2 separate regions of the Mus musculus genome follow, and region 1 is linked to region 2. Evidence: chromatin loops called from intact Hi-C (ENCODE). Cell type or tissue: gastrocnemius. All regions are shown on one strand. Links, peaks and the distances in the headings refer to the core of each region. The heading gives the core; the rest is flanking DNA. Region 1 has its middle 34 kb from the start of Pigm. Region 2 overlaps Igsf9 (immunoglobulin superfamily, member 9).

Evidence for each region. Hi-C counts contacts between places; a loop is a spot of excess contacts. Peaks named below come from ENCODE experiments on the same cell type or tissue, not always from the same donor. Only the 100,000 strongest peaks of a DNase experiment are listed, where the experiment ranks them.
Region 1: a loop joins it to region 2, with 10 times the contacts of the local background. A loop is called at or near these places in 38 of 42 quality-filtered maps.

Annotation. Positions count from the first base shown.
Region 1 is chr1:172,406,171-172,414,500 of GRCm38, reverse strand. No RefSeq gene overlaps it. Among named protein-coding and RNA genes, the nearest start is that of Pigm, 34 kb to the right of the region's middle. In gastrocnemius, for the core only: CTCF peaks have their summits at 3,497 (motif pointing left) and 5,291; DNase peaks (open chromatin) are centred at 2,073 and 3,497; H3K27ac peaks cover 240 bases.
Region 2 is chr1:172,485,658-172,493,987 of GRCm38, reverse strand. It overlaps Igsf9 (immunoglobulin superfamily, member 9), which reads right to left. Exons shown (of 21, transcript NM_001145800.1): 4 at 4,323-4,475; 5 at 3,545-3,699; 6 at 3,216-3,333; 7 at 2,232-2,373; 8 at 1,978-2,123; 9 at 1,745-1,887; 10 at 361-501. Among named protein-coding and RNA genes, the nearest start is that of Igsf9, 7.6 kb to the right of the region's middle. In gastrocnemius, for the core only: a CTCF peak has its summit at 3,405 (motif pointing right); DNase peaks (open chromatin) are centred at 3,422 and 7,907; H3K4me3 peaks cover 503 bases; H3K27ac peaks cover 373 bases.

The DNA of each region.
Region 1 (8,330 bases), core at 241-8,240, 79 kb after region 2:
GCTGGCAATGGCCCTCTAGCAGAGCTGCCAACTCCCAACTCCTCTCCTCCCTGATGAAGTCACCATGCCATCCATATCCTACTGTGTGTATCTCTCTCAGCATGAGGGGATCTCACAACGCCCCAGTCCTTCAGTGGAGAGAGCCTGACTCCTTGGCATAACCAGCCTTGCCTCTCTGTGTTCTGACGCTCAGTTTCTGGTCTAACACGTGTCAGACTCTGCTTCTCTTTTGCTGTGATCAAACTCTGGCTGAATGCAACTTCGGGGAGGAAATGGTCTATTTGGCTTATAGGTTACAGCCCATCGTTGAGGGACAACAAGATAGACACTCAGGACTGGATCTTGGAGGCAGGAACTGATGTGGAGGCCATGGAAGAGTGCTGCTTAGTGGCTTACTCTCCACGGCTTGCTCTGCCTCCTTTCTTGTAGAACCCAGGACCACATGCCCAGGGGTGGCACTGCCCATCATGGGCTGGGCCCTCACTCATCAACCAGCAATCAAGAAAATGCCTCATGTCCCTGTGTGATGGAAGCAACTCTTCAATTGAAGTTCCCTTTTTCTAGGGACTCTAGTTTGTGTCAAGCTGACACAACCCATTCCCACCTGCTGCAACACTTGCCTGCAACACCCACCTGCAGCCCCAAGCACTTGCTTTTGTGGCAGTGGAAACTTATGTGTCCTTCCCTGGCTGCTGCTTGGCTAACACCTTCGAGCCCTTCAAGACTTCTCTTCCCTGGAATGCCAGCCCTGTCCTAGTACCAGTCATAGCTGCCACCACCTTCTGGGCACACCTCCCGCCCAGCAGTTATCACTGTGTGCCAACAGCCTGTTTGTTTTCTGTCTCTCCCACCAGACTTTGAGCTCCTTGAAGGCAGTGGTTATGTATTATTCATTTCTGTCTCCAGGCCTAGCTCCACCAAAGGCAAAAGATACAGCCATAAATGGACAAGGGAATGGTGTTGCTAGAGCACTTTTCCCTGTGGCCTACCAGGGTCAGCCTAGTGAAAAGACCAGGGTGTCTTTGGTGCTACAAGGATGGGGCAGTAGTTAAGCAACGAGAGTTATCACTTGGTCCTAGGGGCTTCACATAATGGATGAAGCTTATTCTGCAGGAGGTAGTGGGCGTGACATCTTTGGAAATGAGTAAGCGCACCTACATCCTGATTAAGCCTCACTCCACAGACAGATCTCACACCTATCTCCCTAATAGGTTCTTATGCTACAAAGCACTAAAGTCCAGCTCTCTTCCCTTCTCCTGCCCTAAGTTGCTATCACACTATGCCCATCTGAAACTGGGTGGGCAAGGAGGTAGACACGAAGGGCTAGAAAACTGCACCTGCTCCCTAGACAGTCAGAATGTTACTTTGTTGTTAGAGACCCTCAAAGGTACAGATAGTTGTTTCTGCGGTATCACAGACCAAGATGCGGGGGCATTCTCCCACACATACGCACTAACCAAGGATCCTCCAAACATTTAACATTCTCATAACATTGTTACATTGTAGTTTCTACACTACACAGGAGGAAGGTCGTGAGAATAAATAGCCTAAGAGGTCCACCATGATTTTGGAGAGGCAAAGTGCCACCTAACCCTACCAATACATCACCCTCCTCCTAAATATTCATTAACAAAACAACAACAACACAACAACAACAAACCCCAAAACTTCTATAAACCACAATCAGAACATGCTGGGTTGCTTCGCATCTTGAGGTTGTCTACTGCAAATTCACTGGAGTGTTTGCTTTGCTTAACTTTGCTAAATAAACTGATGAAACTGCATATGTCTCTTCTGAATTTGCTTCTTCAAAAAGACGAGAAGCAAGGGACCTGGAAATATCTCCGCAGCCAACACTTCCCCATCCCCCAGGCTTTTCTGCTGCCTCCCTCAGTCAGGATGACTCTTCATCCTCTGCCTATTCCTGCGCTGCTGGAAGGAGCCCCCCCCCCTCTTTGGGGTCAAATGGAAGGACACTGGTGCCCAAACTCTTGAAGGTACAGACTCCAAGACCCCCTCATTGCCATACTGTGGCTCTCAATGCTGCAAGCCGCTGACTGGTCGCCTAGCGCCACCTAGTGGTCAAATTCTTCATCCCTCTCCCCTCCAATCAGGCCTCCCAGTTTTCCCTGCTATCCTGCACACCACTCACACCCTCTCACTCCCCATCCACCCCACCCCACCCCGCTTAGGAAAGAAAACCTTTGAAGACCCTAGGCTGTGGAACCACAGACCAAGGGGTACAAGTGTTAGCATTCTGTCTGAGCTCCACCCCACAGTTACCTGGCAATAGGCAGGTAGGCTTGACCCACTATAAAAGGGGCTGCTTGCCCTCTCCTCTCTCTCTCTCTTGGTCTCTTGCCTCTCTCTTGTCTTCCCCCTTCTCTCTTCACGTGATCATGGCCAGCCTCTCTCTCTCTCTCTCTCCCTCTCTCTCTGTCTGTCTGTCTCTCTCTCTCTCCCTCTTAACTCCCCTCCCCATGCCCTGAATAAACTCTATTCTATACTATACTGTTGTGTGGCTGGTCCCTCAGGGGAAGGGATGTGTTGGCATGGGCCTGCTGAGGCACACCCTTCCCCCATACCTCACCACATCTCCTTAGAACATATTCCCTCTTCTCTTTCTCTTTTTATAAACACATCAACAGGTACTCCCCGCTGGCAGCCAGAGCAGGGTTTGAGGCATTAGACCACGATGTCTGGAACTTTCTCCCTCAGTCCTCAGCCAACCAGCAAGGTCTGCTACTCATGCAGAAGGTGGGGCTCTTGTCGGTTCGTGTGTCCTTCAGAGAAATCTCTGAGACCTCCTGAGTAACTCCCTGAGGAGGGGGAAACTGACTCATCTATAGTTTGACTCATCTATAGTTTGCCTGAAGTAGGGTTGCCTGAAGCCTGGATGGGGAGGAGGCATCCAGTTTCTTGACCATGCATTGTCTAGCCCAGACTTGTTTTGTTTTAGAGCCTATTTCTGCTTCAGGAAGGAGTTAGAGATGAAGAGTTAGATAGCCGTAAGGTCAGAAATATCTTTATTTGACCTATCAGTTTGGGCCAAACAACTCAAAACTATGTGGATGGTCCAGGCTTCCTCCCTACAGCCTTCCAGAGCCCAGCATATAGAAGAGTGTCAGCCTCAGGAGAAGGTGGGAATTTCCCCCCTCCCACAGTCTCTGCTTCCCCTGCCTTTTACAGTAAATTTAGAACTCTGAGTTTGGAGGTACAATTTGGGGTTAGTTATTCTGCTCATGGGCCGGAGACACTTTGGTTATTTGTGTTTTCCTTCCTCCTTTAGCAAAAACTATTATTCTAATTCAGTTATGTGTTCATATAAAAGCAAATGTAATCTAGGCTGAAATCCTGGTTGCATATTCGTTATTACACTTATTTTTACTTAAAATTATTTCATGATTCCCCTAGAAAGTCTTTGGTCCCTAGACCACATGTTAATCAATGTGGCCCTTGTATCTTGAAAGGGAAACACTTGCTGCACCCCCTGCCGGTAGAAGCAGCAATAGCGGTCTCTAGGACCACAGGGAAGTCTTGGTCACTTTGTAAAAAAGTGTTGGGGCCCGTGGTTCTTGATAGCCTCTCTGTATGGAAATCTTCAAAATAGCCAGAAAATCAAAGATCCAATCAACTAACTTACCCTTGGCTTGTTGTTTCCAGAATCTATATATTCTCCTGTGATTAGAGTTTATGGCATTGGGATGGAATTCTATCACTGTGAAATTGCATGACCTAATCCCATCACTTTGAGAGGCTGAGGCAAGGGAACCATGAATTCAAAATAAGCTAGGGTTACATATCTACATGGTAGACTTTTTTTTTTATCATTAGAGAGATAAAACTAAATGAGGGTGGGCCCACAAAACTGAGAGACCCGTCTAATTCATCAAAGCAGTCAGTACCATAAGGTCTCACACCAAACACTGCTACTTCTTGGAAGCCAGGGCTCAGTAGCCTGCTCGGCTATTTAATAAACTGGAACTTTTCTAACCAAAATATTTTTTTCTAAGCATTGGATCAGGTAAATCAAAGCCTTGGCTCACTGGCTGGAAAGTTAGGAAAACATCTGTATTTACTGATTAAACTTCTTTGGCCGTGTTAATAGAATCCTTGCATAAGCACATCACTTGGTAGAATTTAACAAATTTGTTCTGGATTACTTTTATAAATAGAACAAACGAATACTACATTTAAAACTAAAGCGGAATGTTTTGCACGATAAATGATAAAAAGGATGGCTTTGCATTCCGAGAGTTTCTTAAACCCAAAGAAGAAATATCAGGTTCCCCCTAAGTGGAGGGGGGCAAGGTGCACCTGTAGGAGATTAGGAGTGGAGTGTCCGGTTTTACATAAATAATTGTATTGTATCATGAAATTGTGAAACCTGATTTGAGAACCCAACCACACAGCCTCTTAAGTCCCACCCCCCGCCCAGTTCCCAGGTTTTTAAAGAGAAAAACTTAAAGTCGTCAGTATTTTTCAAAGGTTTCTAACTGAGAAAGAAAGAAAGAAAGAAAGAAAGAAAGAAAGAAAGAAAGAAAGAAAGAAAGAAAGAAAGAACAAAGAAAGAAGGGAGGGAAGGGGGAGGGAGGGAGGGAGGGAGGGAAGGGGGGAGGGGGGAGGGAGGGAGGGAGGGGGGAGGGAGGGAGGGGGGAGGGAGGGAGGGAGGAAGGAAGGAAGGAAGGAAGGAAGGAAGGAAAAAAGAAAGAAAGAAAGAAAGAAAGAAAGAAAGAAAGGAAGGAAGAAAGAAAGAAAGAAAGAAAGGTAGTTAATGGTGACAGCTAATCTTTGTTTTCACACGTCATCTCATTCATTCTCACAGCAGGGTGTAATCGTGTTATTAGGTCAAAGCCAGAGGAGGTTAAAGAACCAGTCCAGGATAGCACAGCTAGGCAATGTGCTCTGGATCTCACTTCGTTCTCTAATTCCTCAGAGTTCTGTCTCTGACACAGTGGAAGGCTTTGCTGAACAAAATGAAGATGTGAGCCACTTGGAACAGCGAAACTCTGCTTCTATCTGGGGAGCTTAGCGTAAAATAACCCCCCTTTTTTACCTGTTAAAAACTGATTTCAACTAAGATTTGTATGTATTACTAGTCATATAACCTTTTAAATTTTCGATCACTGTTATAGTATAGTTTTGTTTTTAATTTTCATATTTCTTTTGGATTCCCCCAAATATTTGCAGGAATTCTAAGGAGTCTTCAGACGCCCAAATGATGAAATTCCAAGTAAAAGTCAGCTCGGGACAGACATACAATATCGTAGCCTGTAGCATCACCTACTGGTATGTTTGTAGTATTGCAGCCATCTTGGGTTGGAACTAAAAGGAGCAGGTTGGGACTAAATAATATGATCTCCGGAGTAACAAATTCTTTTCCTGAAGAGAAAACAGAAAAGTAGCTTTAATATCTCCCAGCACAGCCAAAGTACTGAGTCCTGGTCCTGGGTTTCCATAATTAGCTGTACAGATTTGGGTAGGTCGTTCCATCTTAAGTACCTTGTCTCGAGGCTTTTTTCAGTTATGTTCTTCAAAACACTAAGCTCACTGCCAGACCCCTTTACAAAAGGTTAGCCCGTGGTGTGACTTCCTCTTCAGACCCAAATTCAGGCAAGTCTTATCCCTTTCACATATACAAGTTTTTGAATGAAGTTCTTTTCGCAAAGACTTCCACAACGCTTCAATAAATTTCATCTATGCATGTGTGTGTGTGTGTGTGTGTGTGTGTGTGTGTGTGTGTAGAGTGTGTAGTTATGGTCAGCCCATATCAACATTTACTGCACCTACAACTTTTTAAGGCTCCACACTAAATCTTTATGAGCTATAAAAACAGGAGTCCCAGCGAAGAACTCAGATGTTGGCTGCAGGATAAGGCAAGTGCGTCATCTTCCCGGTCTTTAACAATCTGGTCCATCAATTGGAGGACCCCCCCATGAGATATTATCTCTGATTTTATAACAAAAGTCAATGGGGGAAGAGAGAGAGAGATTGGGAGGGAGGGAGAGAGAGAGAAAGAGATCTTTTTATAGCCAATCTAGCTGGAAGGCATCTTTGCTATAAAACTAGTGTTTCAGGAGTCTCTGGGGGGAGAACTCGAGACAGAGCTGAGCTCGGAGGCCATCACCGTGTAGCTGTGTTTCTTCTCGTGGGAACTGAAGCGATTAAGAGATTTGTGGGCATTATCTATTGCGTTAAGCAAAGTATATAAGATTCAGGTGTCCTAATACAAATATCCACTCTTTATCATCAAGGGCATACATATAAAATAGCAGCAAGTGTCCCACGATAGTTCAGTTTCTCTTAAAAGACCAACTTGTTTGATTTCTAAAAAATATTTCTACTGGAGATTGGGAAGGAATTTATTTTTTCAAATATTCAAGTAAGGCAACAATCATATTCCAACTAATTACTATTAATCATTTTCTCTGATCTTGAGGTTTTTCTAACAACTACAGCTTATTTATTATTCACAGCATTGCCAGAAAGTGCCCCCATTTTGTTCCCCTTTTCCAGAAGAAGAGACTGAAACACACTTATTAAATAAACCATGAAGTTACAGTTATGTCCTGACTCCAGCTGCAGGCTCCCTGACCATTCAGACAAGCCAGAGAAGCCTCCTCCTGCACAAATCTAGGAACCGCAGAGGAGCAACTTGGCTGTTGCCTAGCGTGGTATGCAAGGACACAGAGTCAGTCAACAGCTTTCACGTCCCTGTCTCTTAGCATCTGCCCATTGTGCCCTATTACAACCAAAGGGAATAGTTAGTATGCATTGTAACTTCACCAATCAGCTCGTTTTCTTTCTCAGGTTGGGCCCACTTGGGTGGTGTTAGAAAGAACGTGCTGGCAGGTGCCACATTCTAACAGGCACAGAACCAGAGTGACGATACCTCTCCTGTTCTTCCCTATCCTAGATAGTTCAAGAAACACTAGACAGGATATGTGGTTTGCAGGTCCTGGCTGAAAATAAAGTTTTTTTCTCAAATATCTGATTAACCTAAGAGCACTGCCACGGACACCCCCCCCCCGCACCCTCCCCCCCCCCAGTGTCTCCAATCAAGGAGGAAGACCCGTACTCCAAGGGCACAGACAATTCTCAAGGGGGGGGGGTGGTGTCCTAACTTTTCAATTATCTTCCCAGAAATGGGGCCAGTAGGTTGGTTCTCCCGGTCAGACTTTACCAGCATCACAGACCCACAGAAGGACAGGTCTGCTCCGATGGATACATTCTGTAGCAAGCAAAACAATGAGCTGCTCTCAGAGGAATGACATAATCACCAAGTCTTTTCTTCCCTTCTTGTAATGTGTATAATTTGTCTTCTTTTGGAAAGGTACCTGTAAATTTTAATGCAATTTTCTTGAGAACAATAGCAAAGTCACAATTTCCTAATCACTTTTGTTTCCCAGGAGGGAAGGAGAAAACCTTAACTGCTTGCTGAGTGACTAATACAGGCCCTTCAAGGCCCACAGAGGAGAACTGAACCAGAAGTCTTCCAAAAAGAATGCTATCCCTAATTTGTCAGACCCTTTAAGGCAATAAAATATTGTATATGCAGCGATGAGGCAAACCCACCACAGTCTGACTACAAATCCTTAGGTGACATTGAAGCAGAAACAACTCAGGACTACAGGACTGGAGAAATAAACACACACACACACACACACACACACACACACACACACACACACACACACACACACACACGTGCCCTGAGCATCCAAAGAAAACACTAGTCACAAGATTTCTGGAAAGGAAGAATATTAAGGACATTGTCCAGTCTCCCATCTGATGCATTTCTTTTTCTTTTCTACAAGATGTTTGGCAAATGATTGGCCTCCCTGCCTGTTGTACAGAGACTTTGAGGAAGAGACTGTCTTATTCAACACCACAAACAAGAGCTTGTCCCTCGGGCGACTATAAATCTTGGGTAGTGTTCGGTTTCCCTGCCAACCTGCTAAATAAGCGCGAGTTTTTCTCAAGGTACCGACGGGAAAACAGAGGCTGCCCATCACTCTCCGTCCACTCTGCCCTCCTACCCGGCTCAGGGAGGCAGCTTGCTGCACAAGAGGCCCACTTTTCAATTTGAGGATCAATACAAGCTAAATAGGTGGTATTTCCAGCCCACAGGGGCAACCCAAGCCAATACATTTAAAGCTTTCCCTTGGGGATTCTCTGATGAACCGACCTACAGGGTAGAAGAGAACAAACAAATCATTGTGTGACAGAGTCCACAGAGGAGTGCGAGTCACAAGTCACGCTGTCGCCCAGAGTCGAACACCACCACCATCTGGGCTGTCAAAGTCAAACACCACCACCACCTGGGGCTG
Region 2 (8,330 bases), core at 281-8,280:
TCCATCTCTTAGTTCTGTGTCTTTGCCCCCAGCAGGTAGGACTGCTGGGTAATGGCGGGCTGGAGCAGGACTCTCTGAGATAGCTGAATCTCTACAGATCATGCTCTCTCTCCCCTTTGCTCTATTCCCTGTGGGACTGAGACGAGACAGATATCTCATTTCGTGAATGTGTTCGTGACTGATGTCCTACTGCCCAGTATCATCTCTGTGTATTCTGCTGGCTGTTGCTATGACCACCGCAAGAAACAGACGGTAGGAGCCCCTCCCACAGCTCTCTGCCTCACTCCACCCTGCTGACATGGTTCAGAACACACATTCAGCCACCTGGCCGTACCACAGCAGGTTTGCTGTGGGCCTCACCTTGAGCAGCACCTGGGTCACAGGGGAGGGTCCAGCAGTACCAAGACTGTTGTAGGGGGTGCAGGAGTATTCTCCCAAGGCATTCTCATTCCCCAGGGCAATGATGAGGGAACCTTCTGGGCCCAGGGACCAGCCAGGGAACTAGAGGGCAGAGGAAATGACAAATAGAGAGAGAAACTTAACAGAGGCAAAGCTGGGGTGGGGAGAGGCAACTCGAGAGAGGAGGAGAGACAGGAAACTCTTTTCAGGAAATCAACCCATCGGCTCTGGGTCTTGGCCTGACCCTCTCTCTGGACTCTGGTCCTCCACTTCTGTCTGTTCCATCAGGGGATGTGAGACGGTGACAACACAGCTCTGGTGTCACTCACAGAGAATAGTGTGAATGGCTTCCCTCGAGTTGAGCCATGTGGATACTCTGACTGTCCCTCTCGGCACTCCGTTGCTCAGTTCTGCATCTCCCAATCCACTTCTATAAGAAAACCTCCCCTTCTCCTAGATGAAGCGTGGCCCCTCGCTCTCTGCATCTAACTTGTCTGTCATTCTGGACCGAGCAGGAAAGCTTTGGCTCTGTCTTGTCTTGTTTTCAGGCCCTCTCTGGTTCAGACTGAGTAACCCCTCACCTGGACTCACACTGGCCACTTCACAGCCTTGGGGCTCTGCTCCTAACAACTCCTAACCACGGTCCTAACACCACAACACCACCGCCAGCCAAAATTCACTGCTGATTTTTTTTTTAAACTTTCAATGACACATTCACCAAGTGCTACAACTTTACAGCCCCAGAGACTCTCAGTTGGAAAGACAGGATGCCTCAAAGAATTTATAGTCTCCTCAGACAAACAAAAGATCCCAATCAACTCGGAATGAGGTCATGTTAAGCTGGCACGCAGTTCTTCCTCTAGGACCCAACCTGTCTTTCCAGCCTTTTCTACACCTCTCAAGTCCTTACAGGTGCCAGCTGCGGCTCCCCCTCACTGCCCGATTCATCACTTTGTCAGCACACTATACGGCCTCTGCAAAGGGATTTCTGCATGGAATGACAGCTCACTCTTCAAGACCTACCACCTCACCAAAGGCCCAGGATCTGTTACTGGTCTATCCCCAACCGGACCTAAAAACAAAAGCCTTGTTCCTTCCCTGGCCTGACAGCAGAGTCTCTGTGGCAGCTCTGCCTCAAGGCAACACTCCAAGGATGGATACTTCTTCTGGGGAAATGGATACTTCTTCTCACCTCCACAGTCACTGCCTAACACTGGCATCTGGTAAGAAACATGTTTCCCAACCACAGCGCTGAATTAAACTCAGCCTCCCGCTGAGCTGCAGCTGGCCCTCTGACAAAAACAACACCTAGCCAAGACCTTCATCCCCTGTCACAAGCCTGTACCTTGTCCAGCTGCAAGGCCTGTCCGTCTTTGGTCCAGGTGACAAACAGTAGTGGGGGATTAGCACGAACCGGACACCGGATCACCCCACGCATGCCAGTGGGCAGGGGTGTCTCGGGAGGCATGACTGTCACCTGGGCTGGGTCTGGAGGAATGCAGAGACAAGTTGGAGGACAAGGTCATCAGTCTGTCTCAGTGCGGAGGAGCAGGCTGTGGAAGGAGCATGGGGACTTACAGAGCACAGTGAGATAGGCAGAAGCTGACGGTGGATGCAGAAAGCCATTGCTGGGAACACAGGTATAGTGGCCGGCGTCATCAGGCTGAGTGGCTTGTAGCCACAGGCTCCCGTCTACCAGGATGCGCACTCGAGACTGTAAGCGGCTGCAATATGGTATGTGTGAGGAGGAACCTAGTCCTTAGACAAGGAGCTCTCCCAGAGACTACACATCAATCCCCTGCCTCCACTACCCAAGAGATAGGTTGCCCTACCTGATATGGAAGACATTGACACCATCCTGGAACCAGCTGTAGGTGAGGTTAGCAGGGTATGCCTCAGCCCGGCAGGCCAAGGAAACATCCTGAGAGGAGTTGACTGTACTGTTGCTGGGGGGCACCACAATGACAGGGGGTCCTGGGAGAAGTACCAAGGCAGAAAGGTGTCCTCAGCCCATTCCGGAATTCCCAGAACCCTCAGGGCCTTTCTACACCTCTTCCTGGTTCTGCCCTTTGTAGTCATGGGCCAAGTTGCTACAGGACCTTAAGGACCCGAATTGGGATGTGTGATAAAAGCCCATCCTGTTCCAGAGGCCACTCGCTTTTCCAAGTCAGCCCTGTTTCACGAGGCATGGCAGGCAAGCCTACCCACCCTGATTCCTTCTGCTGAGAAACTGTATGTGCGGGAGGGTCCAGGGAGGTCAGAAAGGGAGGTGAGACTTCCTGGTGGGCCTTCCTCATGTCAGGGTCTCTGGCTTTAACTGTATTACCCAGGGCTGTACTTCTCAAGTACCAAGGAGAACGATACTGCAGTGGGCCATCAATTAATCGGTTCTCGCCCACAGGCGCTATGAAGATGGATGTCTGCCTCGCGTGCCTCATTTGCCTTTCCTTCCAAAAGGAAGAGCTCAGCACACATGGGCGATATGTCAAAGTCCTGGGAGAGGTTGATAAGAACCTCTGGGTTTTTTTTTTTTGTTTTGTTTTGTTTTGTTTTTTTGAGATCACAAAACCAGGACTCAGGAGGGTCCCACGATTCATGGGCTAACCCTTAGCACCCCTTCCTTTCCACTGTAATGCACTGCTGGGCACTAAGCTGACCGTTTCTTCATCCTTTCTCTCACCCTACAGGGGTCCCTCAAATATGAGCCTCCTCCCAATCTTCCGTGTACTCACCCCCTCACCCCACCCTCACCCCCGTAGAGATCATGTCTTCTACTATAGGTGGCCCGGTTCCCCTGCCCTTCCACCAAAGTGCACCTAGCACCAACAGCTGGGTGGCGTGGGTGATGCTGCCCTCGGAGCTGGAGGCTTGGCAGGTGTAGTCTCCAGCGCTGCCTCGCTCCACCCGACGGATCCACAGTGTTCCATTCTGCACCTAGGTAAGGAATCTTTAAGGAAAGGCCCTTCCTGTTTGGTCAGCCTCAGACCCTGCAGTTCCAGAGCTGGCCAGCAGAGGGAGACAGCGCCTCAACCTCGGGGAAGCCGATGGAAAACCCCTCCCTCCTCCGACCCATCCCCGGGCTTGGCTTCTGTTCCTCTCCTGCCTTCTTCCCCTTTGGTCCTCCCAATCCAGCTGACCCACTCACTTGCACCTGACCCTGGCCCTTGCCAAGGTCTTGTCCTCGGAATTTCCAAGTCACATAAGGCTGAGGGCTGCCACGGGCCACACAGCGCAAGGTAACCGCCTCCAGCTCCTTGACTTCCAGAACTAAGGGAGGTGTCTCCTGGAACTGAGGGGGCGCTGTGAGGGAAAGAGGCATCAGGGGCTGCCAGAAAGGCTATCATCCCACAAAGCAGAGTTCAAAACCCACGGAGAACTCCTCTCAGAGCTGGAGGCTCCCGGGGTACACGGGACTAGCCCAGGGTCACCTGTCTACCAGGACCATCCCAACACTGCTACAGCTGAACACAGGCTGCATGACGGGAACTAGGGGGAGAGCCAGAGCCGAGTGCCCAGGGAAGTCTGGGAATCAGAAGGGGCGGGTCTTAGACTCATCACACTACCTCTACCTGATTCTCTGCCTCAGTCTCACCTATGAAATGGGAATGATTACAACTGCCTCCCTTCTAGTGGAGAGGGAGAAACTATGCACGGGTGAGCTGCATCATTCAGGGCCCAATATACCTTAACTATGACCTTGACCAAGGAGTGAAAGTTCCCGACTCAGAGCCTATGGGCTGATTGGATTTTATCTGAAGAACTGAGGGTGTGAGGGAGGGCAGAGGTAAGAAGCAAGCCGTAAATGAGCTAGCATGGTGAGCACATGCCAGGATGGGTAGGGCACAGAACTCGCTCATTCCCTTCACTACCAGGGTCCCCATCATTCTCCCCCTACTGTCACCACCTGCTCCCCAACTTCATACAATTGACTGTCAGGTGCACCCAGGAGCCGTTGGCAAAATCCTGTTCAGGGCTGTGTTGGTCCAGGAAGAGCACACGGCACTCGTACCAACCCTGGTCTTCCACCCGGAGCCCCTCAATCTGGAGAGATGCTCCTGTCTGCAGCCGGACTCGTCCTGTGAGGAGGGAAGTCCTGAATCAAGGGTGTTGAATGAAGGAAGGGGCTCTGTAAAAGCTTTCCAGTCCTGGTCACACTGGTCATTCCCAGAGGTTGAGAATAGCCTAGGTCTGTCATCCAAGTGTGAGGGTCTCCAGAGCAGCAGAAGGAAATGAGGCCATTGAGGGCAGAATGCTATGTTTAGCTGAGACCCAGACAAGACCAGAAACACTCAAGGCTTCTTGAGCGGACTAAATGTTGTGCTGAAATACTCTGTATTTCCCGGACCGTTCGAGGAAGGAGCGAAGAACCAGCATTTGGTCTCCTACAAGATTCACCATCCCTGGGGTACTTTTTAAGACCAAGATATAAGTTCTCTGGGGATACTACTGCTTTTAGAGGACTCTGTCCCTGAAATCGCTAGCTGTGTTTGGGGCCCTCCCAGGGACCCATACCTCATCTACCAAAACCTGTAATCTCCCAGAGCTATTATCAGCGGCCTAAGCGCCTTAGAGTGGCCAGAGTCCAACCCAGGCAGGCAGCAGCGTCAGCAGCCTCCCCAGCCCAGCCCAGCCCCTCTACGCCCCAGCTGACTGACCACATGCAGCCCCACAAAGCCACACACCACAGCACAAAAAAGACCTTTCATTCCCAGCATGGTCCATAGCAGACCACTAGGCTGACTGAGATGTGCTCGCCCAGTCCCTCAGGACCCTCCTCTGAGGGAACCCGGCACCCTGACAGCCTGAAACATCCCTAGCAGTGCAGTCTACGTGAGTAAGGTGCTTGCTTGGCAGCCCCAAAGAACCCAGGCACAAGCCCAGCTCAGCCACATGTTCCTTTGAACAAGTTACTCAACCTGTCAATTTCAGTTTCCTCAGTCAAAATAAGAGAGGGAGAAACTGGGATGGGGTGGAAGGCAGGAGATGATGCAGGGGAGGTGTGTAGCACCTGGCACCGCTGGAGGCTCACAAAAAGGCTGTTACACAAATAAGTAAGATGCATCTTTGAAACCAGAAGCCTACACTCAATCTGGGCCCCACCCCTCATCTGATAACGTATCACCTCCGTTTCTTCTTCTACATCAGTGAACTGCACCAACCACCATGCATCAGGCTGCCCGAAGAGGAGCCTGGCTCAACCTGGATTCCTGTCGCCGTTTGCCATTTACTGACTTGTTACATCTTGCAGATCCCACCTCCTAAGAATTAGTATTTCCCTCCCTGCCATCTTCCACCTTAGAGCCCCGCAGTGTCTCTCACCAGGGTTATCCACTGGCTCTGTACCCCCTACACTTAGCTGTTGCCCATCTTCACTTTGCCCTTTGGTGTGAACGAGTGGTATTTTCTAAAATTCACAGGACAGGCAAATATAGCTCCCAGATGATGTACCTGTTCAGCACTCGGCCTACCCCAGCCATCCCTGATAGTGATAGTAGCAATCCTGGGTACCACCCACTCCTCCAAGCTGTTTCCACTCTACTTCTAGGGTGGCCTATTTGAAGCAGAAACTCAGCCTGTGTGCTCCTTGAAGCCACGGGAAAGATGAGAGTCATAGATCTAGGGTAGCTACTGAGCTTAGTCGTCAGTGATCTCTCAGTTAGTCCCTGGGGTGTGGCTTCTTTAGAATGGGTGGGCCTACTTATAAGTCTAGGTGTATAATCCCCACCCAGGAGATAAAAATGGGCCACCCAGGTAAATCTTTAACAGAATACCCTTCCTCAAACCTGCAGGATTCCTCATTCACCTTACTCAGAGCCCAGACCACTGAGCCGAGCAGAGCCCAGACCACAGCCTCCTCCAGGTCCCACAAGATAGGAGCTTTCATCGTGGTGATCTCTGAGCTCCAGAGCGAAGACAGAAAGGCTGAGCACTGAAGACGAGCTATGTAATATTAGACACTGTCACCATATTTAATCCTCCCCAAAATCCATCACCGATGAAGGCACTGGCGTTAACCTTCTTTCCAAAATCAAGCAGCTATTAGGAGATCAAGCCGGGTCCACCAAGGCAGAGCGTTCTCCGCTGAACGCTGCCATTAGAATCCACTGATGTTCAGGGCACTGAGCACAATCTCTGATTCCATTCAGGAAATGTCACCAGCTAACAATCCTCATGTCTGCTAGCCAGAATACTCGGAGCAGCATGTTGTACAAACCAACTTCCCTAGGAGGTCCAGAAAAGCTGCAGTGTTTCAAAACAAGGTGACCAGAGTGGCAGTTCTGTGACTTCCTGTGTCCTGAACACACCTCCTATAGACCTGCCCTCCACCTACAAGGTCAAACCTAAGGGATATCAGACCTGCCTACATGCAGTGCCTGAAAAGGAGAGTCTGATCTCCTGGGCTCTGAAAAGGCAAGAAGCCCACACTAAATGTAACCATGAACACAGACAAGTGTACGTCCGTCCACACAGAAGTTCAAATCACGACTGTGATTGTGCCCACATACTGCACTATGAAGCCAGGGCCATGAGGAGGCATTCTGGGACGATGTAGCGAGGCAGACAGCTTGGGAGGATCAAAGGCAGAAAGGGGAGATCAGGAGAGTCAGCTTGGAACAATCGGAATTGATTTCACCAAGCAACTAAGCAACTTAGGGCCGTCAGAAAGCACAAGTCCATCTGCTCTGCTGGGACATCCCTGAAACTCCCAGGAAACACAGTCCGAAAGCCAGTCTCACAGATCCAGACACTGCCTGTCCCCAATTCCTTTCACACCACCCAAGTGCTATGCTAAATGCTTTAAATATAGTAGCTTACTTAATCTAGCAGTCCTAGATCTCTTTATATTGTCTTTTACCACTTCCTTACTAGTTTACATATCCAGGATCCTCCACCCCACAGTTTCTAGAGCCCCTAAAACCAGCTTTGCCTTCAGTGTGGGTCCCAGGGCTACTATTCCCCCATATTCTAGGCCACCAGCCTCATGGCGGTCCCAGGCCATCTCCCCTCCACTTGCCCACAGGGTTTATGACAGAACAGCATTGTCCTCAGCAACCTCCACCTCCTGTTGCTTAGCAACTGCAATTGTGAGTCCCCTGCACAAAGGCCAGAGAGGCCCCTTCTGAACTGTGAAGCAATAAAGGGTTAATGGGCTTAGAGGCCTCCCTCTGGGGTCTTCACCAAAGCAGGACCCTGTGGCTGCTCAGGAGCTACAGGCCACTCACCGGCAGGAATGGGAACAAAGGCTAGAAGTAGGGCTGAAACACAACGGTTTGCAGGCTAGAGAAGATCCACAGGTAGACAGGGAGTTAGCCATCTCTTAGCTTGTCTGCTCAGAGCCCAGAGCCGACTGATGCTGGAGCAAAGGCAGAGCCCCACATCTTCCAGGTGGCGTCTGAAGGAAAGCCCTTTCCACATCTTCTCCACTCCCCACCCCCTTGCCTCAGCCTGGCAATAATTTGAATTTGTCCATCTTTAGCCCCGCAGCCAAAGCCCCCTGGGCACAGGCAGGCACAGACAGGAAGGCCGGCTGTGCCTGTACCAATTCTCTCTCCTCCTGCTAATTGGGGCCCCCTTTCATCAAGTCCCCAGGGCTTGTGTAGACACACACACTCCCGAGTAGGCTGTTTGCCAATAACTGCCCCCAGTTTGAAAATAAACTCTCTCCTGCGGGCGGGCACCTGCCAGCACCTCCTCCTCTCTCAGCTCAGCCAATCCCAAGATTTCCCTTAGGATTCAAACCAGAGGCAGAAAAGGTACCCCAACAACATCTTCCCGGGTGACCTTTTCTGGGTTTCAGTTCTGAAAACGAAGCACCATCTCTTTCTTGCCCCGCAGCCCAAATCCATCCTTAGGGCCTCCCACAGGCACTCTGAGACGTTACAGTAGTAAGTCGCTCAGATTAAGGCTCCATCCAGGATTAAGAACAAGCT